Regions from separate parts of the Homo sapiens genome. Here region 1 is linked to region 2. Evidence: read pairs that join two places in POLR2A ChIA-PET (ENCODE). Cell type or tissue: GM12878. All regions are shown on one strand. Region 1 has its middle 5.0 kb from the start of ANKRD33B. Region 2 overlaps CTNND2 (catenin delta 2).

Evidence for each region. Peaks named below come from ENCODE experiments on the same cell type or tissue, not always from the same donor. Only the 100,000 strongest peaks of a DNase experiment are listed, where the experiment ranks them.
Region 1: POLR2A ChIA-PET joins it to region 2 with 5 read pairs; 3 of 35 experiments call an interaction of 5 or more read pairs at or near these places.

The regions. Positions count from the first base shown.
Region 1 is chr5:10,557,093-10,561,092 of GRCh38, reverse strand. No RefSeq gene overlaps it. Among named protein-coding and RNA genes, the nearest start is that of ANKRD33B, 5.0 kb to the left of the region's middle. In GM12878, no CTCF peak of the experiment used is centred here; no DNase peak of the experiment used is centred here.
Region 2 is chr5:11,025,698-11,029,697 of GRCh38, reverse strand. All of the region lies in intron 16 of CTNND2 (catenin delta 2), which reads left to right. It also overlaps the pseudogene RNU6-429P. Among named protein-coding and RNA genes, the nearest start is that of CTD-2154B17.1, 240 kb to the right of the region's middle. In GM12878, no CTCF peak of the experiment used is centred here; a DNase peak (open chromatin) is centred at 1,897; H3K4me3 peaks cover 214 bases.

The sequences.
Region 1 (4,000 bases), 470 kb after region 2:
GCATGCACCTATAGGGCCTGCCCCACCTTGGTTTGGAAGGAGGGAGGCAGGGGGAACCTAGTGGTGGAGGAGCACACAAGTGCACCACAGTGTTCATAAAATAACTAGCTCCAGCACTTTGGGAGGCCAAGGTGGGCAGATCACTTGAGGTCAGGAGTTCGAGACCAATCTGGCCAACATGGTGAAACCCCATCTCTACTAAAAATACAAAAATTAGCCAGATATGGTGCTGCATGCCTATATTCCCCACTGCTCGGGAGGCTAAGGCAGGAGAATTGCTTGAACCTGGGAGGCGGAGGTTGCAGTGAGCTGAGATTGTGCCACTGTACTCCAGCCTGGATGACAGAGTGAGACGCCATCCCTCACCAAAGAAGAAAATAAAATAACCAGTTCCCATCTCCCAAGGCTAAATGAAGAACTGAAGGAGAGAGTGATTTAAAACCTTCTCACATTGTCTGGAATTTAGCAACAGTGTTAACTTTCATTAGTATGAAAATTAAAGTATCCATTCGCCTTGATATAAATTGTTCTGTAGGACCTGCTTCTCCAGATTCATTGCCTTATTTGCCGAGAGAGCTAGCCCAGGTGAAGTGAATGAGAAATGTGTATAGAAGGCAGTGCAGCTTGGGGTGAAGACCAGATAGTGATATCAGACAGGCTGGCTTCCAATTATGGCTTTACCACTGCTAAGTTACAATGATAATAGTTCTAGATTTTGAATGTCTGTTACTGTGGGGGTACCAATCTCCTATTCTTGATGTTTAGGGTATTTCCAACATTTTCCTTAGTGGACACAAATGCACCCTTGTCCAGGTATTTCCTCAGAAAAACATCCCACCTCAAGTGGCTTGAGCTTTTTAAACCCCAGTATTATGTGTAAAAATTGTTCTCAGTGAGAGAGACTGGGAGAGCCAGACCTCAAGCTCAGATGGGAAGACTCAGGGCTGTAAAGATCCTACTTGTCTTCATACTGTTCTAGAAATGACATGACCACATTCCTGTGTGAATGCTTGGAGGGGAACATGACAGCACTAATCCAAAGTAGATCTCATGAGATAACAACCGTCTGATAATTTCTTTTGCTGCTGTTGTTTTCATTGTCGTTGACGAAAGCTTTCCAGAGTTAGTCTCTGTTACTAGGAACTAAAACTCAGTTCAGCAAAACAGCATATTAAGAAAAAAACTCGACCGGGCGCGGTGGTTCATGCCTGTAATCCCAGCACAGAAAGAGAGAGAGAGAGAGAGAAAAGAAAGAAAAGAAAGAAAGAGCAAGCTAAATGGGGAAAAAACATTAATTGCAGAAAAAACATTAATTGTGCTGCTTGTGGCAAGTGGTTAGGATGATAGCCAAAACGTAGAGAGAATTCACAAACCAAGAAGGAAAAGCTGAGCATATTTATTAATTTGTTTAGCCCCTGTTGTTCCATAGTGAGGGAAATACAGCTCATTACGATGAAAAAGACTCATTCGCTTGCCTTAGGTAGCCGAAGGGAAACTGTGCCAGGAGGCGTGGGCTCTGCCTTCTTCAGCGAGTGAGCTGAGTGGTAGCTATAGTTAAAGGGAAACAGGCCAATCCTTGAAGTTGGATGCCAGAGAAGAAAACGAGGGTCTGGGGTCAGCCAGGGCTGGAGAGGGGACCTTAAGGCTCAGCTTCACAAAGGCTGGATGCTTTGTTTTCTCAATACCACCTTCCTCTCAGTCATCTTCTCAAAAGACAGAGCTGGGAGATGCTAATGGGCTGAGGTTTGTAACAGGCTCTTCCAGCTCTCCCACTGCCTACGAGAGAAGAAGTGAGTGGGGAACGGGACATCTCTTAGTCACTCATTTTTTAAAAAACAGTTTTAAAACACTCATGTTTTTAAAAACCAAAATGATTTGTTTTGGAGTTTTTGCAAATTTCTCTGAGTTGATTCCCACACTCGTGGGAGCAACCTAGAGTGTCCTGAAGTCAATCTGTGGAATCACTAGGCCAGATTACCTTTCTCATCAGTTTAGGAATATAAAGAAAGGTCTCTGTGTATTTCTGGATCTCCCTATTAAAGAGATTAGTTGCTGTTTGGGCCTCACTCCATTCAATTGACAGCACCTAGATCCCTCCTATTACAATCTCAATTCATGTAACCATTTCGGAACTTCAGCTTCTTTTAAGGAAGTTTTCTTTGTGATTAAATGTCTAGAAGTAAATGCATGTGTGCACTTAACTGCCAGTTCTGCCACCTTTTTCCTGCTCTGCATGGGATTAGCAATAGTGGGGTATCACTAGAAAATCCATGCCTACTCTAAGGACAAAAGGCCTTGGGTCTTTTGCCAATGGAACCTTTTATTCAACAGAATAAATGTGGTTGGATTTACAAGGCCAGTTGAGGGAGTCCTGTGAGGTGAGAACCTATTAAAAGACCTACTGATCGGCCAGGCGCGGTGGCTCACGCCTGTAATCCCAGCACTTTGGGAGACTGAGGTGGGCATATCATGAGGTCAGAAGTTTGAGACCAGCCTGGCTAACATGGTGAAACCCCATCTCTACTAAAAATACAAAAATTAGCCGGGCGTGGTGGCACGTGCCTGTAATCCCAGCTACTCGGGAGGCTGAGGCAGGAGAATTGCTTGAACCCAGGAGGTGGAGGTTGTAGTGACCCGAGATCGCGCCACTGTAGCCCAGCCTGGGCAACAGAGCAAGACTCCATCTCAAAAAAAAAAAAAAAATGACCTACTAATCGAGGGCTTCCCCATGACCCACCCTGATGGCCTTCCCCGAAGTGCAGGAGAAACTCCACCCTTTTCCCTATCACTTCCCCTGTTACATGCCCCTGTAATCACTCTTACTGCCCTGCTTTCCAATATGTTTTTGCAAAACTATGTTCCTCTGTAAGCTGACAGTTTGCCAAGAGCAGGAACCAGGTCTCGTTAATTTCTTTTTGAATCCCCAGCATCTAAAAGGATGCCTCACCATCTTGGTTGATCTTCAACAGATGTGTTAAACAAAAGAGAAGGCGATGCCTGCTAGACCCAGCTCTGCTGCATCTTGGAAACTTCTGAATGTACACAAGGTCAGCACAGAGCAGCTGATCACCAGGAACCTGAGCTTTCTTTAGCCACTTACACTTCAAAGTCTTTGTATCTTCAGGATTTTTTAAAAAACCTCCTGCCATAGGTAGGTAAATATGGGACTCAGGAGGATACTCAGATTCTGTGTCAGCTTCTGAGGATCAACAGCCCTCTGTAAAGCCGGATTCATGCCTTAGCACGTGTAAAACTGCCAGACTGAGACTTCAGGGACACCAAGCAAGGGGACTGGAGCTGATAGACCAGCACCTTATGAACCAGGAGGGATGGGGGCATCGTGCCTGGCTCTCAGCTGGGACCAGTGTGCTTAATGCCAGGCCTACAAGTTGCCACCCCATCCTCTCCCTAACTGAGCATAAATTCAGTCAGCAAAGCAAAGCCTAAATCAGGATTTCAAACTACCGTGGTGAATCACACAGTTTGGCTTCCCTTGTCACTCAGCTTATTCTCTCTTAGGTCAGTTTCAGGTCAAAACGTGCCCATGGGGACAAAGATGAAGGCAGGGAGAATGCAGGCTGGGCAGCGACTGCATGTTGGGAGGCTCAGCCATCAGCATCCCTGACTTTGTCATTCTGATCTTGGGGAACACAGAAGAGGACCCTCCCCTGCAGCAGAACCCTGAGCCCTCCTTCCCTGGGACTCTGGATCCCTCCCAACCCTCCCTGAGGTCCTCCCGTCATGGTGTAGCATCTGTTTCTGCATCCACAGCCCACTCAGATCCCCACTCCACAACAGACTTTACGCCCCCACACGCTCCTGCGCTACCCCCACCAGCTTAGCTCACAGCTGAACCTTCTGCAAGACAGATCCGCACAAGCTGCACTTTTTCATCTTCCATTTCTTCATTTGACATATGTAATACACACAATCGAAAATTACAAAAGTAATTCACGCTTCTTGGGAAAAACCCCCCAAACATTATGCTCTACACAGTAAG
Region 2 (4,000 bases):
CACATTTTTTTCTACATAATTAAAGAGAAATTTTCTACATAATTCGTTTTTAAAAACCAATTATTTATGTTTTTGGACACACAATGTTTAAAGATGTAATTGTGTGACATCAATAACTGAAAAGTGTGAGATGGAACTGTAAATGAACAAAGTGTTTGTATGTTATTGAAGTTAACCTGGTATAAATTCAAATTATAATGGTATAATGTTAAATGTAATCCCTGTGGTAACCACAAAGAAAATCATTAAACTATATAGACGAAAGAAAATAAGGAAATTAAAACATTTCACTACAGAAAACAATCAACACAAAGGAGATAGTGGTGCAGGAAATTAGGGACAAACAAAAAAGCTACAAGGCATATAGAAAACAGAAAAACGCTAGAAATAAGACCCTTTTTATGAGTAATTACTTTAAATATACATGGATAAACTCTCCAATCAAAGACAGAGATTGACAGAGTGCATTAAAAAAATATGATGCAATTATATGTTGCCTACAAAAAACTTACTTTAGATTCAAAGACAGAAATAGATTGAAAGTAAAAGGATATTTGTACATCCGTGTTCACACCATTATTCTCAAGAGTGAAAATGAAGTATCAACCCAATTTTTCGTCAACAGAAGAATAGCAAAATATGATATATACATGCAATGGAATATTATTCAGTCTTGAAAAGAAAGTTCTGTCTGGGTGCAGTGGCTCACGCCTGTACTGCCAGCACTTTGGAAGGCCAAGGTGGGCAGATCACTTGAGGCCAGGAGTTCAAACCAGCCTGGCCAACATAGTGACACCCTGTATCTACTAAACATACAAAAAATTAGCTGGGTGGGGTGTCACATACCTGTAATCTCAGCTACTCAGGAGGCTGAGGAATGAGAATTGCTTGAACCCAGGAGGCAGAGGTTGCAGTCAGCTGAAATTGCACCAGTGCACTACACCCTGGATGACAGAATGAGACCCTGCTTGGAAAAAAAGAAAAAAAGAGTGTACATTCTGACATATGCTACAACATGGATGAACCTTAAGAACATTATGCTAAGTGAAATAATCCAATCACAAAAAGACAAATCCTTTATGATGCCATTTATATGAGGTACCTGGTTGTCAAATTCAAAGAGACAGAAAGTAGAATGGGGGTTTCCAGGGACTGAAGGGAAGGGTTGGGGAGTTGTTTAAATGCTTTTAAAGTTTCAATTTTGCAAGATGAAAAGAGTTTTGGAGATATATGATTGTAGAATGATATGAGTCTACATAATATCAATGAACTATATACTTAAAATGGATAAAATGGTAAATTTTATAAGTATTTTACTGCAATAAAGAAGTTTTTTAGAAAAAATAAACTCAGAGCACCTCAGCAAAAACCCACAGATCAGTTTTAGCAGCTGCAGAAACAGGAGGGCCATAGAACTACTTAAACCTCGAAGACAAAGGAGTTGTGATGTTTCTCATCCGGGGTTGCTCTCCAGTCCAGCTGACCTTCTGGAAAAATATATTTTCTCTAATCAGTTTGAGACATTTAAGTTTATAATGGTGCACAACAAAGACCATCTACACATAGGACTCCATCAGTGATCAGAAGAGATCTATAGTAAGTGTAGGAAGGAACTCAAGTGACTTCCCTGTTGTCTGCTGCCTTAGAGAATGCAGGTCTTTAGACCATAAGACCACCACTCAACATTCCTGCCACCAATGCGAAAACCAAATGGTAGTATGCACATCAGTAACAAATACAGGCTTAGTTCAGAAATAGAAACAGAAAGTCACAAACACAACATGGAAACCGAAGCAGTCAACGAGAGCAAGGCTGTTACCTCATCATGAAATCCCCACCAGCTCCTTTCTGCACAAGCGGTCTGCAAGGAGTGCCTTTCTTGGGCAACATGGTTTGTTAGGTCTCCTGAGTGAGTCCCTTGGGGTACCTTGGTGTGCCCAACAATGCTTAACAGAAGAGTTCGAGAATGAAGCACTGTAAAGAGAAAATAATCTTTACTTGCAGTTTTTCAAGAAAATCTGGATTTAGAAAACTGGTTCACCAAATACAAAATACAGGTATTTGAAGGAAACACACACACACACACATACACACAGTGGAAAGGGTAGCAAAGTTACAAGGTTTCAGTTAGTCCATCATTGATGAAAATACAGTCCTTTTTCTGCACAATTATGTTATCACCAATGGTAGTCTCTTACCAGTATTGCAAAAATCAGACATATAGTCATTGTTACTAGAGACTAAGTAACTTAAAAGAAATGGCCCAAGGATTCATTTCTATTGGGAACTGTAGCAAGAAAGAGTGACTTTGTTTGTGGTAGTGGTGGTGGTACAGTCTTGTTTTGTATTGTTTTGATCTGACAAAGAACAAGCTTTTCTTTTTAAAAAAACAAAAGATGGAACGCCTCACAAATTTATGTATTATCTTTGCACAGGGGCCATGCTAATCTTTCTCTGTATCATTCCAATTTTAGTATATGTGCTGCCGAAGCGAGCACCATGATTTCCCTTTTTCAGATGTGAGTCCATGATAGTGGATCGTTGGTAGCACATTTATTCAAAATAGAAGCAAGGCAAGGTATCCACTTTGCTTTCATAAATCCAGGTATTCTTTGAACCTGATGACCTGCTTGTCTCTCTGACGGGATTTTGGTACGTGATTCTCTCATATAAGTAATATAACTAATTTTGCATGTTTTTCTTTGTGTGGAAAAATAACATTCAATTTATCCATTAATATTAAGCTTTAAAATTCACTTGGTTTTTACTACCCTCTGTGTTATTCCCGCGTGAAATCTCTGAATCCTGTTTCCCTGCATTACCTCAACATTTCCCTGGGCTCCAAGCCCTGTCAGTTGCTTCTTAAGAATTTCCATAATGGCTGCTCTCATGTCCTTGATCCTCCCATGACCACCTTTTTGTAGTCACAGGTTCTTGTTTGTTCCTGAAATATTATAGTTTCCTGCCAAATGAATGAATCACTCTATTATTTTCAGTCTGTGTCATATCTTTTAATCAAATTAAATCTAGAAGGTAGAGTCAGCTGTGCATGGTGGCTTACACCTGTAATCCCAGCACTTTGGGAGGCAGAGGCAGGCAGATCACTTGAGGTCAGGAGTTTGAGACCAGCCTGGCTAACATGGTGAAACCCCATCTATACTAAAATTCAAAAGGTAGCCAGGTGTGGTGGCATGTGCCTGTAGTCCCAGCTACTCGGGAGGCTGAGGCAGAAGAATCGCTTGAACCCAGGAGATGGAGGTTGCATTGAGATGAGATCATACCACTGCACTCCAGCCTGGACAACAGAGTGAGACTGTCTTAAAAAAAAAAAAAAAAAAAAAGAAGAAGAAGGTGGAGTAGTCAGCTGGAGCAGTCATCTATTTGCAGTGGTTACTGGTGCCTGCTCCTTTTGAGGGCCTAAGCAGGTCATTCCAAGACAGGCACTTCTTCTGCCCCATGCCAGGCTCAAACACAGGAGGAAGCTTATGCTCTGCATCCACAGAGAATCTCAGTGCACCACAGGACCACAGCTGGGCTCTAGGTGCCCTTTCTGTCCCTGGGACTGTGAAGAACTGCCCACAACCTCCACCTGGTGATCCAGCCTCTTTCTTCCCCAGTCCTAAAAGAACCCTACCTCCATCCATTTCTCTCTCTAAAAAGAAAAGGAAACAATTTGACCACCTTGATGGTGTGAAACTATAAAAAAAGTTTGAACCACCCACTTTGCAGTTTCCTGTTGCCAATGTGATACAAAAAAAGGGAATTAACTTCTTTTACCCTCTGAAGAAATCTCAGACCTCAAAGACCCAAAAGTCTGCCTGAAACAGTAGAAGGAGAGGAATCAAGATTCCTCCTACTGGGCAGCAAGAATAGCTTTTTAGCTCTTTCAAGTGTTTAGAAACTTAGGTTAAAAAGAAAATACAGGATATGGAACAGTTATAGAAGCACACTACCTTGAGTTGTAGTGCTTATAATTTCACTAGAAGTCTAGAAGAAGAGA